2 separate regions of the Homo sapiens genome follow, and region 2 is linked to region 1. A link is a loop called in an ENCODE intact Hi-C map of the cell type or tissue named here. Cell type or tissue: dorsolateral prefrontal cortex. All regions are shown on one strand.

The links. Hi-C counts contacts between places; a loop is a spot of excess contacts. Peaks named below come from ENCODE experiments on the same cell type or tissue, not always from the same donor. Only the 100,000 strongest peaks of a DNase experiment are listed, where the experiment ranks them.
Region 2: a loop joins it to region 1, with 2.0 times the contacts of the local background. A loop is called at or near these places in 2 of 110 quality-filtered maps.

What each region holds. Positions count from the first base shown.
Region 1 is chr11:118,500,223-118,508,222 of GRCh38, reverse strand. It overlaps KMT2A (lysine methyltransferase 2A), which reads right to left. Exons shown (of 36, transcript NM_001197104.2): 25 at 7,076-7,236; 26 at 6,366-6,551; 27 at 1,577-5,825; 28 at 614-694. Among named protein-coding and RNA genes, the nearest start is that of TTC36, 23 kb to the left of the region's middle. In dorsolateral prefrontal cortex, no CTCF peak of the experiment used is centred here; no DNase peak of the experiment used is centred here; H3K27ac peaks cover 520 bases.
Region 2 is chr11:118,411,911-118,419,910 of GRCh38, reverse strand. It overlaps LOC100131626 (a long non-coding RNA gene), which reads left to right and starts at 1,096. Exons shown (of 4, transcript NR_046370.1): 1 at 1,096-1,134; 2 at 1,289-1,396; 3 at 2,487-2,570. In dorsolateral prefrontal cortex, no CTCF peak of the experiment used is centred here; a DNase peak (open chromatin) is centred at 4,036; H3K27ac peaks cover 1,144 bases.

The DNA.
Region 1 (8,000 bases):
ATATATACCACGTTATATCTTTATATGCAGAGAGATGTCTGCATAGATAAAAACAAATTATTAGCAATGACCACCTCTAGGGAGTAGATTGGGCGGGGGTGAGGGGGACAAATAGGAAACTATTATCCATTATTTAAATAATTCTTGTTATATTTTTTGTTTACTTGTTTACAAGCCTGTACTATTCTCATTTAAAAAACTTTGGCAAGAAAACAAAAATCAATGTGAATCAGGAAGAACTATTTTTTACCTTTTTTTTGGAAACGGAGTCTTGCTCTATCGCCCAGGCTGGAGTGCAGTGGCGCGATCTCAGCTCACTGCAAGCTCCGCCTCCTGGGTTCACGCCCTTCTCCTGCCTCAGCCTCCTGAGTGGCTGGGACTACAGGCGCCCGCCATCACGCCCGGCTAATTCTTTTTGTATTTTTAGTAGAGACGGGGTTTCACCATGTTAGCCAGGATGGTCTCGATCTAACCTCGTGATCCACCTGCCTCGGCCTCCCAGACTACTAGGATTACAGGCGTGAGCCACTGCGCCCGGCCTGGAAGAACTATTTTTTAAATGAGGTGGACAAAACTGAGAGCTTAGTCTTAAAAGACGAATTCTTCAGCTTACCCTGCAGGTTGCCCACACTCCTTCTGGGAGGACTGCTCCACGCTAGCTGTATCCTGCTGCTCAGCCTCTGCTCCTGGAGTCCTGGAACACAGGCATTTGTATCTTTTCAAGACAAACCACCAGTAAATATGTACTGAATGTGGAGGTGAGTCGAAAGAAATGGCTCTATCAGGATCTGATAAAGTCTATAAGCCAGCAAAACTGACCTAAGGTCATAAAGGTTAGAATAATGGTTACTTTGAGGGGGCACTGACCTTATAAGAGAAGACACCCTTGTGGGTTGCTAGAAATGTTCTGTATCTTGATCCGAGTGGTGGCTACATAGGTGCACTCCACCTAGGCTGGAGTGCAGTGACATGACCATGGATCATTTAGCCTCTAACTCTTGGGCTCAAGCAATCCTCCCACCTCAGCCTCCTGAATAGCTGGGGCTACAGGTGTGCAACACCACACCCAGCTGTTTTAAAAAATTTTTTGTAGAGACAGGGTCTTACTATGTTGCACAGACTGATCTTGAACTCCTGAGCTCCAGCAATCCTTCTGCCTCAGCCTTCCAAAGTGCTGGGATTACAGACATGAGCCACTGTGCTTGGCTTTCAATGATAAAGTTTTAAAAAAAGGACTCTGTGGATCTACAAGAGGGAGCTTTGCCCTCAAGATAAGAATAATCATTCTAGTATAAGCCTCAGTAAAAAAGAAACAGGAACAAACAGCAACACTGTTTGAAATCAGAGCAAAAAGTGATTAGATGTGGTTCTATTCAAGAGACAAACTGCCCATGGATGGAACTACATTTTGTTACATAAATCACCACTCAGAGAGAAAAAAAGTCAAAACCCGGAAAACTCCCAGGTAATGCAACTTGAACAGAAGAGTGTCTCTCCCGGACTACCACATCAACAGCCCCTAATTTACAACATGAAATCCCACAGACCCAGCCTAGCTAGTATTTGGATCTCTCACCCTGTGCCTGAGGTCAGGGATGTCGTTTCTTGGTCTGGAATGTGTGCTTCAGAAGAACTGGTCCGCAAATGGGAAACTTTGTGCTTCTTGCCATTCCCTTTGTCTAGAGGCAGCTGAAACCGTTTGGTTTTTGGTTTGGGTTTAGTGGGACCCGGCACTGAAGGGCTTGCTGACCGCTGTCCAGAAGATGGAGAGGATGGAGAACCCCCAGGAGAGGTGGGGCTGGCTTGCACAGCTGAGGATAAAGCCTTGTTCTGCTCCAGTCCCATGCTATTAGGAGCGTCTACCGTCTGGGTAAAGTTGGATACCTGGGGCCCTGAAGCAGAATCAAGATCACGCTGGGAAGAATGAATCCCAGTTTTGCTGGCAAGGAGCTGGTTCACATGCTGAAGCTGATAGTGTTCGTCTGCTTCCCCAGAAGGTGAAGCGGCTGTTATGCCCGTAGTCTGAGTGGAGGGGAGCACACAGATGCTAGATGCCGCTGTTATTGCAGCAGTAGAGGGGGTCTGTGATGTCCCCAGTTGTGGAAACATTCCTGAACTTGGCGGTAAAGCCACAGGCTGGTCCTGAATCCCCAGGCTCTGCTGGCTAGCTTTGATTAAAAGATTGCTTATTGAGCCAATATCTGGGGTACCAAGCAACCTTGGGTTGGTTAAGGTGACGTGTCCTGGAACTGACGCACTACTTGTAGGGGTTGTGGTAGTTTGCATGGATACAACATTCAAGACAGAGGAACTGGATGCCAAGCCAGACACAGACCCTGATGTGAGGTGGCTAGTATCCTGGCTTATTGTTGATGTGCCTGCCGCTGTGGCAGCAGTTCCTCCCACACTCTGTGGTAACAGGGGTGCCGGTTCAAAATACATGATGCTAGATTTAGATCTTTTTATGATGTTGGGGACAGTTCGGTGAGATGAAGTATTAAGTGACCCCAAATCTAACAGACTTGGATGATTAGGAAGCTGGGAGGGTGTGAAGTTAATCAATGTCATATTAGAAACCACATCAGAAGGGGCAATGTTTGAAGGGGTACTAGAGGGAGCAAGTTTTTTATTCTTTCGGGTCTGTAGACGAGATATGGGTCTTTTCTTGAGTCCAGAGGATGGAGTGGCTACTGTGGTACTGAGGTCTGTCCTCTGGCTGGATTCTGAAACCAAAAGTTGGGGATCCGGAGGAGGCTGAACCCCAATAAGCAGGCCTGAAGGAGGATTGCTGATGTTTGGTGGGAAACTACTTTGAGTAGCTGCAGGGAAGGAATGTAAGTGCTGGTGATGAGACATGGGTAGCAATCCTTTGCTAGCAGAAGGGAACAAAGATTGAGAAGTTGGCAAGCTTGGATTTAGTCCTGTGGTAAGGGTGAGACCACCTCCCATGGGTCCCAATACTGAAGTATTTGTCTCCATCACACTGGGTGTAGAACTAACAGAAGAGGTCAATTGGATTTTTTGGGTCACTCCATTTGGAAGAGTTTGGAGAACATAAAGTGGCTGCATGTTCTGGTTAACAACTATGAGTTTCTCAGTGGCTGGCTTCAGGTGGGGTGGAGTGGTCTGGACAGCTGCATTGGAAATCTGAGACGGGCCAGGACTATCAGTAGAATTGGGCACATACTTCTGGTTCTGGATGGGAACAGTTGGGGAAACAGGTACCTGAAGGCCAGGGGTGCTACTGTTCCTAGTTAAATCCTGATTGTTGCCATGACCTTGCTCTACTGAACCACAAGGAGGGCTAGAGATGTGGTCTGCATCCATGTGTCCTTGGATAAAATGATCAGGAGTCATGTGGCCTTCAGGAGTTGGATCTACTCCTGGGCTCAGCAGTGCTGGGTCACTTTCAGAGGAGGCTACAGATTTTTCTGTGATGGTTACTCTCTTCTCCCCTGAGTCTGAGATAACAGCTAGTCTACTGGGATTCTGGCTGGGGACAGTGGGACTCCGGGTGGTCAAGACAGACAGATCAGATGGTAGCTCTAGAGGCAACTCAAACTGTTCCTCTGCTGAGATAGAGGAAGAGACACTACTATCCACAGGTTCTGTTGTAGGCAGCTGCTGAGAAAATACTTCAAAAAGACCCATGTCTTTTTCACGATTACTGTCAAGACCCAATCCTTCACCAAGATTCAGGAGTTCTGATGAAGATGACTCTGGGCTCTCACCCAAAGCCTGCATGGATGGAGTATTCTTTAGTACAAAGTCCATAATGTCTGAAGGCAGGATATTCCCACAGTCATCACTGTTGTTATTGTCTGAATCTGATTTCAGGAGCTCAGTATTATAGGTGTCCAGTAAATTTTTGTCGGAGGGGGTACTTGTGTGGACTCTGCGGCTTGACTCCAATGAGCTGAGCTGAGCTTCCAAGGAATCTTGTCCCTGTGTTTTAACTCTGCTTACAGAATGGCAGTTATCCATCTTTGGCTCATTTTTGTGGCCAACAGAACTCTTAGTGACATGTTCTTTCTCCCCAGCATCTTCAGGTCTATCAATCTTTAAGTTCTCTGTTCCATTTTCTTTACCATTTCTTTTTGGAATCTGGCTGCTTTTCCTTGTTGTGGCTGTGACACTAGTATCACTCTCTGTCCCATCATCAACACCATCCAACTGTGAGATTTTTGGAAGATCACACTGTTCCTCCTCCCGAAATAAATTATGGGATGCCAGTCGTTCCTCTCCACCTGAAGAAATCACTGTTCTAGTGAAGTTGTAATAGTATAAGTCGTCTTCATCTGAAGTGCTTAAGTCATCGGCCCCATCCACCTGTCCTTCAGCTGATCTCTTGCCTCGCTTCTTCCCAGTTGAGCTGCTGTAGAATGGAATGTCTTCTTCACCATAGGATCTTACTCCATAGAGTGGGGTAAGCCCAAAAAACATGTTAGAACGTGCACGGGCACTGCGACGGGGATACCTCCTTTTAAAAGAGCCATCCTCCTGAGGTTTGGGGCCATCTGGAAGCATTAGGTTTCTGTCCTGTACTGGAAGATTCTGATAGTTGTTACTTTGAGAATCCTGGCATGAGGTATTATTGGGGCTTGGTTGGGCCACTGGACCATCTCCTGGATTTTCAGAGGCTGAAATTGGTTCTGTGGGAGATGTTGACTCTATTTGCAAAGGGGAAGCAGGACTACTTTCTTTCAGGGCATTTTTGGATTGACTCTCATTTTCCATTTTTAGAGGTGTCAGTGTCACTTTGACTGTGCGTTTCCGTGGTGCCTGTAATTCCTTGGCAGATCCTTCTACTTGCATGGGTGGAGCTTTGGGGACTCCTGGCATAGAAAGGCCTTTATCACCAATCTTATCAGAAGAAACATTGTTACATGGTCGTTGGCCCATATACTCAGGAGTCAAAACCTCATCCATAAACTCTGGCTTCAAGTTTCCTTCCTCACCAGTTGTCACCTGACCAGGTTCCAAAAAAGATTTACTGGAATGCTTTTCTTTGAAAGTTTCTTTACAGGATTTTTTCCCTTTCTGTCTCCTATCTCTGGAACTAGATCCCATATGTTCGTTGATAATGGATGATCTGTTGCTCATTCCAGATAGCTTCAAGGTTTTGACTTCAGTATCTTCATCTGGAGAGGAGTTTGCTGATTGGGTAGAATCTGTGTGTTGGTCTCGATCATTCCTTTGCCCTCTCAAATGGAGGTGTGGGAAGGAGAGGGCCTCTTTAGAAGAAAACGACACTGAAGAGGGTTCAGCAAAGGAGCCGATTTTACTAACATTCAGTTCTCTAGATGTTGTGTTATGAACCTGTGGGGCCAGTTTAGGAATTCCAGGGTAAGCCACATTATGTGCAGATCCCTCTGAGCTCTTGGAACTCAGCACTTTGGTCTTCTCTCCCTTTAAAGAGGAGCTCTTGGACACCAAGTCTGAAGCACTGGACTGCTTCATTTCTGAAGATGAAGATCCATCCAAGTGACTGTTTTTATTGCCTACAGTAACCACTGTCCTTTGCAAATTTGAAGAGGTGGAAGTGTTTTGCCCTAAACTAGTACTTGAATTCAGTGGCCCTAAGACATGATCAACTACTTTGGCACTTGATTCAAGATCAGTAGCGGTCCCGGTGGTGGAGACTGAGGAAACATTATTCCTAGAGTAAGTATTCCCAGTTCTCATTGGAGACATTATCCGGAGTTTGGACCGCTGGGGTGATAAGGAAGAGGTACTGTGACGCCTGGAGCCAATGCTTCGAAGTCCAGAGGAGAGTAAAGGATCACCTACTGTGACTATTTCATGAGTGGTTGGGGTAGGACTTCCTAAACAAGAGAGAAAAAGTAATAAATGCTATTGTAGATAGAACAAATGTGTAGAAGTCACTGGTTTCAATGATTTGACTATATATATATATATTTATAGGTAACTGGAAATCTACATTTTCTATTTATTTATTATTACTTTTTTGAGACAGTGTCTCACTCTGTCACCCAAGCTGGAGTGCAGTGGTGCGATCTCGGCTTACTGCAACCTCCACCTCCTGGGTTCCAGCGATTCTCCTGCCTTAGCCTCCTGGGTAGCTGGGATTACAGGCATGCACCGCCACACCTGGCTAATTTTTGAATTTTTAGTAGAGATAGGGTTTCACCATGTTGGCCAGGCTGGTCTTGAACTCCTGACCTCAGGTGATCCACCTGCCCTGGCCTCCCAAAGTGCTAGGATTACAGGCATGAGCCACCTCACCCACCCGGAATCTACATTTTCAATCAGTAAAAGTCACCAAGATAAAGTTGCCTGAAAGAATTACAAATTAGTCTTTGGGCTGATCTTCTTAGGTCAAGTAGGTCAATAAAGTCTTTTACCTGCAGAAGGCAACGGTCGACAGCCAGGGGATCTCTGTGTTGGAGAATAACTGGGTGTTCGAATCCTGGGGACCTTTGAGATGACATGATAATAACAGGAGCCAGAGGTTTGTGAATGAGGAGGTCGGTCTGGTGATGGAGGACTTATAATTTCAGCTGTGTTTTGACTCTCTTTTGATGAACTTTCTGTGGCAGGAAATAAAAACTCTTAACTAAAAAGGCCCAATTAAAATATCAAACAAATTAACCAATAAAAAGTCAGCTATCAGGTAAATGTAAAACTAGAAGCAAATGAGACTTCCCAAGTAAATGACTTTTCCCCCAGCTTTCAATCATAGTACTCCCTGAATCGAATTCAAGTTCCATCACATCTTTTTTTTTTTTTCTTTGAGACACAGTCTCACTCTGTCACCCAGGCTGGAGGGCAGTGGCGTGATCTTGGCTGACTGCAACATCTGCCTCCCTGGTTCAAGTGATTCTTGTGCCTCTGCCTCCTGAGTGGCTGGGATTACTGGGATTACAGGTGCCTGCCACCATGCCTGGCTAATTTTTTTGTATTTTTAGTAGAGATGGGGTTTCACCATGTTGGCCAGGCTGTTCTTGAACTCCTGGCCTCAAGTGATTCACCTGCCTCAGCCTCCCAAAGTGCTGCGATTACAGGCGTGAGCCACTGTGCCCAGCCTCAAGTCCCATCTTGATTCAAGACTAACCTGTAAAAGATGTTGGACTATGGGCAATGGTCCTGTTTTCATCATGTTCAACAGTGCTGTTGATATCCGGCTCTACGACTGGAGGACGGCACTCCACTATCTTGCATGTATATACACAGCGCTTGCGAGCATCTGTGGTGCTCCAGTATACCCTGGAACACCTGGGTAAACAGATTTGGGAAAATCATCATAAGGGAGAGGATAGAAGCAGAAACTAGCATTTTTCAAAACCTCTCTTTATCCTAGGTTCCCTGGCCCTCTTAATTACAGAGTTTAGCTTTATTTTATGGGTTCTTAGTATAGATTCCCCTAGTTAGGTTGTTCCAAGCTTTTTGAAGTCCTTGGTTTTTCTTAGCCTCTCAGAAAATAGCCTAAGATCTTTTTTTCTTGTACCATAAGCAGGCACCAAATATAGTAAAACATCCTAAAAGCAAGAGAAAGAAAAATATTAACCATTACAAAAATTAGTTTTGGCCTTCAGGACCGAACTATTGCCTTACAATGTATACAAAGTACGGCCTGAAAATAAAACAAAGGGCAAACCTGAGGTGTTTCCTTTGGGAGAAGAGCCCCATGAGACAAGAGAAATGTAACTGCTTCAAATCTGCTGAATGCTAGTGGAATCTGGTTTGTGTGAAAAGCTGCCAGCTAAATGTGGAGCACAGACTGTGTCATAGGAATAGGAATACAGAGTAAGTTGGAGCATATATTGCAAAATGAGACTCCAACGCGGGAGTGGTAGAAGGGGAATTTTGAACTTATATTGTTAGCTTGTTAGACATTTTAACAACTTACTTCATATAGGTAAGATTATAAATTCTTATTGAAAAATTTGATCATTATTGTGTGGATTTATAGTTTTAGAAGGACTTATAAACTGTAAAGTTGGGAACAGGGCATGAGCTGTTTTATCCATAAAAACAAT
Region 2 (8,000 bases), 88 kb after region 1:
AGGCTGGAGTACAGTAGCACGATTATAGCTCACTGCAGCCATGAACTTCTGGGCTCAAGCAATCATCCTGCCTCAGCCTTCTGAGCAGCTGGGACTACAGGTGTGCACCATCACCCTTGGCTAAGTTTTTAATTTAGTTTTTATTTATTATTTTTTGAGACTGGGTCTTGCTCTGTTGCCCATGCTGGAGTGCAGTGGTGCGATCATGGCTCACTGCAGCCTGTACCTCCCAGGCTCAAGCAATCCTCTAGCTTCAGCCTCTTGTGGAGTTGGAACTACAGGTGCACACCACCATGCCTGGCTAATTTTGGTATTTTTTTTGTAGAGACAGGCTTTTGCCATATTGCCCAGGCTGGTCTCAAACTCCTGAGCTCAAGGGATCCACCCGCCTCAGCCTCCCAAAGTGTTGGGATTACAGGCATGAGGCACACCTGGCTTTATTTTTAATTTTCTGTACAGACGAAGTCTCGCTGTGTTGACCAGGCTGGTCGTGAACTCCTGGCCTCAAGCGATCCTCCCATCTCAGCCTCCCAAAGTGTTGGGATTACAGGTATAAACCACTATCAACTATTAGTCTTCCCACAGCTTCAATTGCTCTCGTTATTCTAATCCTACTGACCATTCTCAAAGTCCTCCCAAGTTTTTTTTTTTTTTTAATGAGGGAAAATGGATAAAACTGAGCAATATTATCTCTCCACTGAGATGTCTAGCTTTTTTTGAGTCATGCTTAAAGTCTAACTATATGGTCTAAAATTGGTTTAGGATTCCTTTCGGCCACCAGTGCCAACTTATCTTAGGCTAAAAGGAATAGAGTTCAGTTGATCTAATTTAGAACAAATTTGTATCCATAGATGGGACGGAAATCTAGGTGAGGATTAAGGTCATGGCCAAGGTACAAGAGGAGGAGGAAGTCTGAGTTAATTATAACCTAGGTTATGCAGTCTTAATTCCAGGAAGCTGTGCCTCAGCTAGGTAGACAACTTGTTGATTGAGGAGTATTCTCAGAGGAACTGGAAGCTATCCATTTCTGAATTCCGAGCTGAATTTCTACGTCATCTGAGATGAAGGTGAAGGTGTCAGTATCCAAAGACTGGAAATTCTAAGAGAAATATGTCGCTTGGAGAAAGCCCTTTAGTAAGTATTTGCTTATTTTCTTTCCAGCAGTCATGACTGGCCTGGAAGATTTCCCAAAGGTTATCTTTTTCAAGGCTAGTTGGGTAAGCCTGTTTTGATATGTTTTTGAATATACATTATAATGCATTCATTGTGTTTATTTGTTTATTCCTAGATTTAAAAAAAACAGTATATATTTTGCTAATAGTTACAGTAAAAACAGATAAAACCAAGAGAACATGGCCATCATTGTTCAAGGCCTCATACTCTCTGATGCAAAAAGGTAAGCCTGAATTAAAAGCTACATTTCTTAATGTCTCTCATATGAAAAGCTATATAAGCTCCTGGTGTCGAGTTTAAAAACTGAGAACTTATTTGTAAACATTATGGGTAGAGATTAGGGAGTTAAATGATCACTTTTTAAAATGTTTAGGATTAGGTATTAACACCTATTTGCCTTATTCTCTTCTTTAGTAAGAGCTCTCTCTGTCAATATATAGCCAATAGTCTTGCTTAAGGCCCAGGAAAAGTCACTGTCTCCAAGGCAAATTATATGTTACGAATCTTCACTTACTCCTGCTAAAGTTAAAATGGAGTGTCTTACATGCGGGTTAGAGTTCAGATGCAAGTTTCTGAATAAAAACATAAAAAGTCAACCATCTCCCTTACCTATTCCTGCTCCTCACAGTACAATAAACAACTTAAATATCGCAGAATAGAGGGAATGTGGTTAGAGTTAGGACACCGAGGAATCAAGTCCTGCATTCCAGTCCCCTACCCCTGACTCATTCACCTCAGGCAAATGGTTCCACTTCATTTCATTTTGTACTGAAAAGTGAGGAGAGTAACATTTTGTTTCAAATTTTCTTAGGTGAGTGGGTTGGACTAACCTGTAAGGCTTTTGCTGAAGTTGAGATGAACAAATAAGGAAAATATGCAACTATAGATTGTTTTAAGAGAGGTGGGAAAAAACCCAACGGATTTTGTTGCTGATTTGTGTCCTTAGGACTTTCCACAAATAACTTTGAGAGATTTACTACTTAGTCCTTAGAGGCAGCTTCCTTCTGGGATGGGTGGATATGAGGCGTGCGGTGGGGTCAGATGGTGATGGGAGAGCAAAGGAACACAAAGGTCCCAAATCAAGGCCCATTTGGCTTCAGTGTTTACCCTCAGTGCAGTGGGGGTGAAATTTGGAGCCTAGGGTGAGGTAGAAATTAGTTTCCCTGTTGCAGTAGTAACTTGGGTATCAGATAATAAAGTATATTTCTGCCAGCATATTCTAAAGGCAGATGAAACTATACAGGGGTTTAAGGTAAAGCTATAATGAGCAAAATATCACCCCTGACTTTTTAAAATTTCATTTTACGTTCCAGGGTACATGTGCAGGATGTGCAGGTTTGTTACATAGGTGAACGTGTGCCATGGTGGTTTGCTGCACCTATCAACCCATCACCTAGGTAATAAGCCCAGCATGCATTAGTTGTATTTCCTGATGTTCTCCCTCCCTCTGCCCTCCCCTTGACAGGCTCCATTGGGTGTTGTTCCCCTCCTTGTGTCCATGTGTTGACATTGTTCACCCTCACTTGTAAGTGAGAACATGTGGTGTTTGATTTTCTGTTCCTGTGTTAGTTTGCTGAGGATAATGGCTTCCAGCTCCATCCCCAACCCTGCAAAGGACATGATCTCATTCTTTTTTATGGCTGCATAGTATTCCATGGTGTATATGTACCACATTTTCTTTATCCAGTCTATCACTGATGGGCATTTGGGTTGATTCCATGTCTTTGCTATTGTGAATAGTGCTGCAATATGTATGTATCTTTATATGTACCTAGTACATCCACTTTCAAAACAACTTAATCACCTTTTTGGAGAAGTTTTTTTCTGATTTTCCCAAACTGCTTCCCTTTACCCTCCTGTTGATGCTTCTTGTAGCACACATCATTGTATAATAGAATGATTTATATAATTTATAATGATATAACAGAATGATTTATGTTAGAATGATTCATATTCTATAGAATAGAATAGAATAGAATGATTTATATTCCTTTGGGTATATACCCAGTACTAGGACTGCTGGTTCCAATGGTATTTCTGGTTCTAGGTCTTTGAGGAATCGCCACACTGTCTTCCACATCACCCCTGACTTAATGTTTACTTGGTCATTATTACTTTCATTTTTTCCCCAATCTGGGGCTTACATGACTTCCTTTCCATTGTTCTACCTGGAGGTCACTAAAATTGGTAACCACTCTTCCACCATCACCTTATAATTCACTGTCTTAGAACTACATTTATTCAGTTGTTCTATTAGGTTCCCCACTCTCTTGAGACCCAGAGTCAGATGACATCAGGTAAAAATGCAGGCTGTCCTTAGGGGAAACAGTAGCTATTTTAACAAGCAGGCTATAATTCAAAACCACACAACAGTATTTAATTGCTTTTGGATTTGACAACACTGGAATGCATTAAAACTTGGAGCCTCTGAAGATAACCTTCCTAACTTCATGCAAGAAGTCCAAGGTATAGTTCTTATAAAAATCCATCCATAGGTTGCATATGTAAAATCCTCTGAGGAAAATGGTGGTGCTATAAACCTTTACATGATGAGCTTCTTTCAGCTGTAACAAGGATATAAATCAGGAAATGCGGGCTTGGCAAAGAAAGAGTTAAGATGATCAATTTCTAAGGAATTTCAGGGATTTTCAGATTTCAGGCTTGGTCTTTTATAAAGGATCTTCTGCTGCCTACCTCCTGGTTCTCCCCTGCTAGACCTTACATATGCAAAGGTAGCTTTGCATTAGCTAGCACAGTAGAGAAGGCTAATCAGAGATCCACATCTCTGTTTCAGAGTTGGAGGTTGAGATGCAAGAGTGACTCAGCTGGCATCAGCTCTGTAGCAGTCTCAGCCTGCAGGCCTTCAGGAAGTAAGTCCTCCAGGCCTGCATCTCCCTCTGTGGCAAATTGCCACTAAACTCTGCTGTTTATCAACCCAGTACCAAACACAGTAGGATGAGTCTGCTGTTTCACTGTTTTCAACAAACCCAAAAACACAGAAGCCAGATTACATGATGGGATAGTATTACAACAGTGTATTAGATACAGTATCTCCCTTAAGAAGCTTACAGTTTAGTAAGGAAATAAATGTAAATATAGCATTAGAGTGCAATGATGTGTGCTACAAGAAGCATCGACAGGAGGGTAAAGGGAAGCAATTCGGGAAAATCAGAAAAAAACTTCTCTGAAAAGGTGATGAAGTGGTTTTGAAAGTGGATGTGCTAGGTAGAAAGTGCCAGGAATGAAGGCAGAGGGGAAAACATTTATATAGATTAATTAATGGATACATTCACTTTATTCATCACATTTGCATTGAGTGACTTCTGTGTGCTTGCAGCATGTGATACGAACCATATAGTACAGGCAAGGTGGTGTATATATATAGGTGGAGATATGGTAAGATGAGATAATGATGTTGTGGGAGTAACTGGAAGTTCTCCAATTGCTTAAATTTTCTCAGTCAAGTAGGAAGTAAGGTCGTCTGTTGAAGGATGTAATTGCGGTCTGAAGAAACATAATATGATTGGCTGGTAGTATTAAGTGCTCTCTTAAGGTTCTGACCATCATGAATATAAAGTGAGACTACTTTTTTTTTTTTTTTTTTTGAGACAGAGTCTCGCTGTGTCGCCAAAACAGGAAGGAGTGTAGTGGTGCAATCTCGGCTAATTGCAACCTCTGCCTCCCAGGTTCAAGCGATTCTTATGCCTCAGCCTCCCAAGTAGCTGGGACTACAGGTGCGTGCCACCATGCTCAGCTAAATTTTGTATTTTTAGTAGAGAGCGGGTTTCACCATGTTGGCCAGGCTGGTCTCAAACTCCTGGCCTCAAGGGATCCACCCAAAGTGTTGGGATTACAGGCGTGAGCCACTGCACCTGGCCAGACTAGTTACTTTGTTTTCTCCAACTTCATTTGGCTGCATAGGTGCAGAGCAGGTAGACAGCTGAATTAAGCCAAGGAGGTGGTTTTGGTAAGTGAGTACAACGAAGTGAGTGAGAGGCAAGGAAGTTGAAGGTGTATTCAAGAGAATGCTTATGATTGATCATGGAACCTAAGTTGTAACAGGAGAGAAAAGCTGAAATCAAGGGGGTGAGGGAGATGGTAGGATCAATTTATTGATGGTCATGAAAACTCTGAATTTGTGTAGTTATTTGACAGAATGGGCTAGGAAGGTCATAGGTGGTCAGAGAGAGGGATGCATGAAATTGAAACTAAGATGGTTGATGTTTTTGGTAAAAAGATGGGAATCAGTATTTAAGGAAGGTGAAAGGTATTAACTGTTAAGTTTTTAGGGAATCAAAAGGCCAGGTTGGTTGAAGGATCATTTATGTTAATAGTTCTCAAACTTTAGCATGCATTAGACTTATATATGGAAAGATAATTAAAACACAGATTGTGCTAGGTGCAATGACGTATGCCTGTAGTCCTAGCTACTTGGGAGGCTGAGGGAAGAAGATTGCTTGAGCTCAGGGGTTTGAGACCAGTCCAGGTAACACAGTGAGACCATCTCTAAAAAAATGCAAAACAACACAACAAAAAAAATACAGATTGCAAGATCTCACTCCTAGTTTCTGGGGTAGAGCCTGGTAATTTTCATTTCTAAATTCCCTGGTGATGCTGATGCTGCTGTGGTCCAGGGACTGTACTTTGGAAACTACTGACCCATGTGTATGTTGAAATTGCAATTGTCAAGAATTAAGATAGAAGTAGTGTTATAAAGTGACAGTGAGCCAGGACACAAAATTGGCAAGAAATAAAGGGGACCAGCTGCGGTGGCTCACGCTTGTAATCCCAGCACTTTGGGAGGCCAAGGTGGGGGATTCTTTCAGCCTAGGAGTTTGAGACCAGCTTGGGCAATGTGGCTACCCTGTCTCTACAAAAAAATAGCCGTGTGTGGTGGCATGCGCCTGTAGTTCCAGCTATTTGGGAAGCTGAGATGGGAGGATCTTGATTGAGCCTGGGAGGTTGAGACTGCAGTAAGCTGTGATCATGCCACTATACTCCAGCCCAGGCGACAGAGCGAGACCCTGTCTCAAAAGACAAAAAGAAAGAAAGGGGAATGAACTGATTAGTGGAAAATTGCAACAATCAGGGACAGTGGATACACACTCTAATAACATGATATTTAAAGCTAGGTTTTATGGGGATTGGTTAGAAATGGTGGCTGAAACAATGGTTGGCAGCTAAGTGAGATTAAGATGAGGCAGAAGGGAGATTGCCAAGGGCTTTGCATGTTAGTATTTTATTATATCAGGGCCTTTTGTTTGGTAAACAGGTCTAGTGTAAGTTCCCTGCTAAGGGATTACCTCTGGTGGAACTGTTACTGAATTCATCACAAGGGTGATCACAATCTTATGTCCTAGTAGAAACAAAAACCACACTAATTAGGAAATAGTAAGTCCTACTAAACTACCTATCACTTTACATAAGATTAGGGAGGTTGATATCTAATGAGACAAGAAATCTTAAATAACTTAATAGTAGGGCAAAGCAGGACCAAGAATATATAATACAGAATGGAACTGTGGAAATACAAAGCAGGATCCACAAGCTGGTCACAGGTAGAGTCAGGGCACAGACTACAACACAGGATCATGACCTGGGCCCAGCTTATGCTGCCACCACTTATTGCTCTTGGGATCCTAGCCAAATTGTTTTATGTTTTCTGCTCAGTTCCTCTCTTGTTAAATGGTATATCATTTATGGCACGTGCTTCAGAGGAAAGTTGAGGGCTAAATGAGATAGTTGGTGCAAGTGCTTTGAAAAGGTAAAGTGTTATACAAATATGAAATATTTAAAAAGAAAGTATTGAGCTATCCTTAGAAATCAGGGTAGAATACTTAGGTATGTAAGAGATGAATGGAAAAGAGGAGAAACTGTTAATCTAAGAACAATGCTGAGATGTATAAAACAAAGGATGAGGCCGGGCGTGGTGGCTCACTCCTGTAATTCCAGCACTTCGGGAGGCTGAGGCGGGCAGATCACGAGGTCAAGAGATCGAGACCATCCTGGCCAACATGGTGAAACCCTGACTCTACTAAAAATACAAAAAATGAGCTGGACATGCTGGTGCGCGCCTGTAGTCCCAGCTACTTGGGAGGCTGAGGCAAGAGAATCTCTTGAACCCAGGAGGTAGAGGTTACAGTGAGCCGAGATGGCACCACTGCACTCCAGCCTGGCGACAGAGTGAGACTCCGTCTCAAAAAAAAAAAAAAAAAAGGATGGAATATGCAATGTGGACAGTTTCACATTAGTTTTTTTTTTTTTTTTTTTTTTTGAGACCAAGTTTCGCTCTTGTTGCCCAGGCTGGAGTGCAATGGCATGATCTTGGCTCACTGCAACCTCCGCCTCCCAGGTTCAAGAGATTCTCCTGCCTCAGCTTCCCAAGTAGCTGGGATTACAGGCATGTGCCACGACGCCCGACTAATTTTGTATTTTTAGAAGAGATGGGGTTTCACTATGTTGGTCAGGCTGGTCTCCAACTCCTGACCTCAGGTGATCCGCCAGCCTTGGCCTCTCAAAGTGCTGGGATTACAGGTGTGAGCCACCGCACCCGGCCTCACATTAGCTTTTTTTTTTTTTTGAGACGGAGTCTCGCTCTGTGCCAGGCTGGAGTGCAGTGGTGCCATCTCGGCTCACTGCAACCTCTGCCTCCTGGATTCAAGCGATTCTCCTGCCTCAGCCTCCCAAGTAGCTGGGACTACAGGCATGTGCCACCACGCCCAGCTAATTTTTGTATTCTTATTAGAGATGGGGTTTCACCATGTTGGCCAGGATGGTCTTGATCTCTTGACCTCGTGATCCGCCCACCTCGGCCTCCCAAAGTGCTG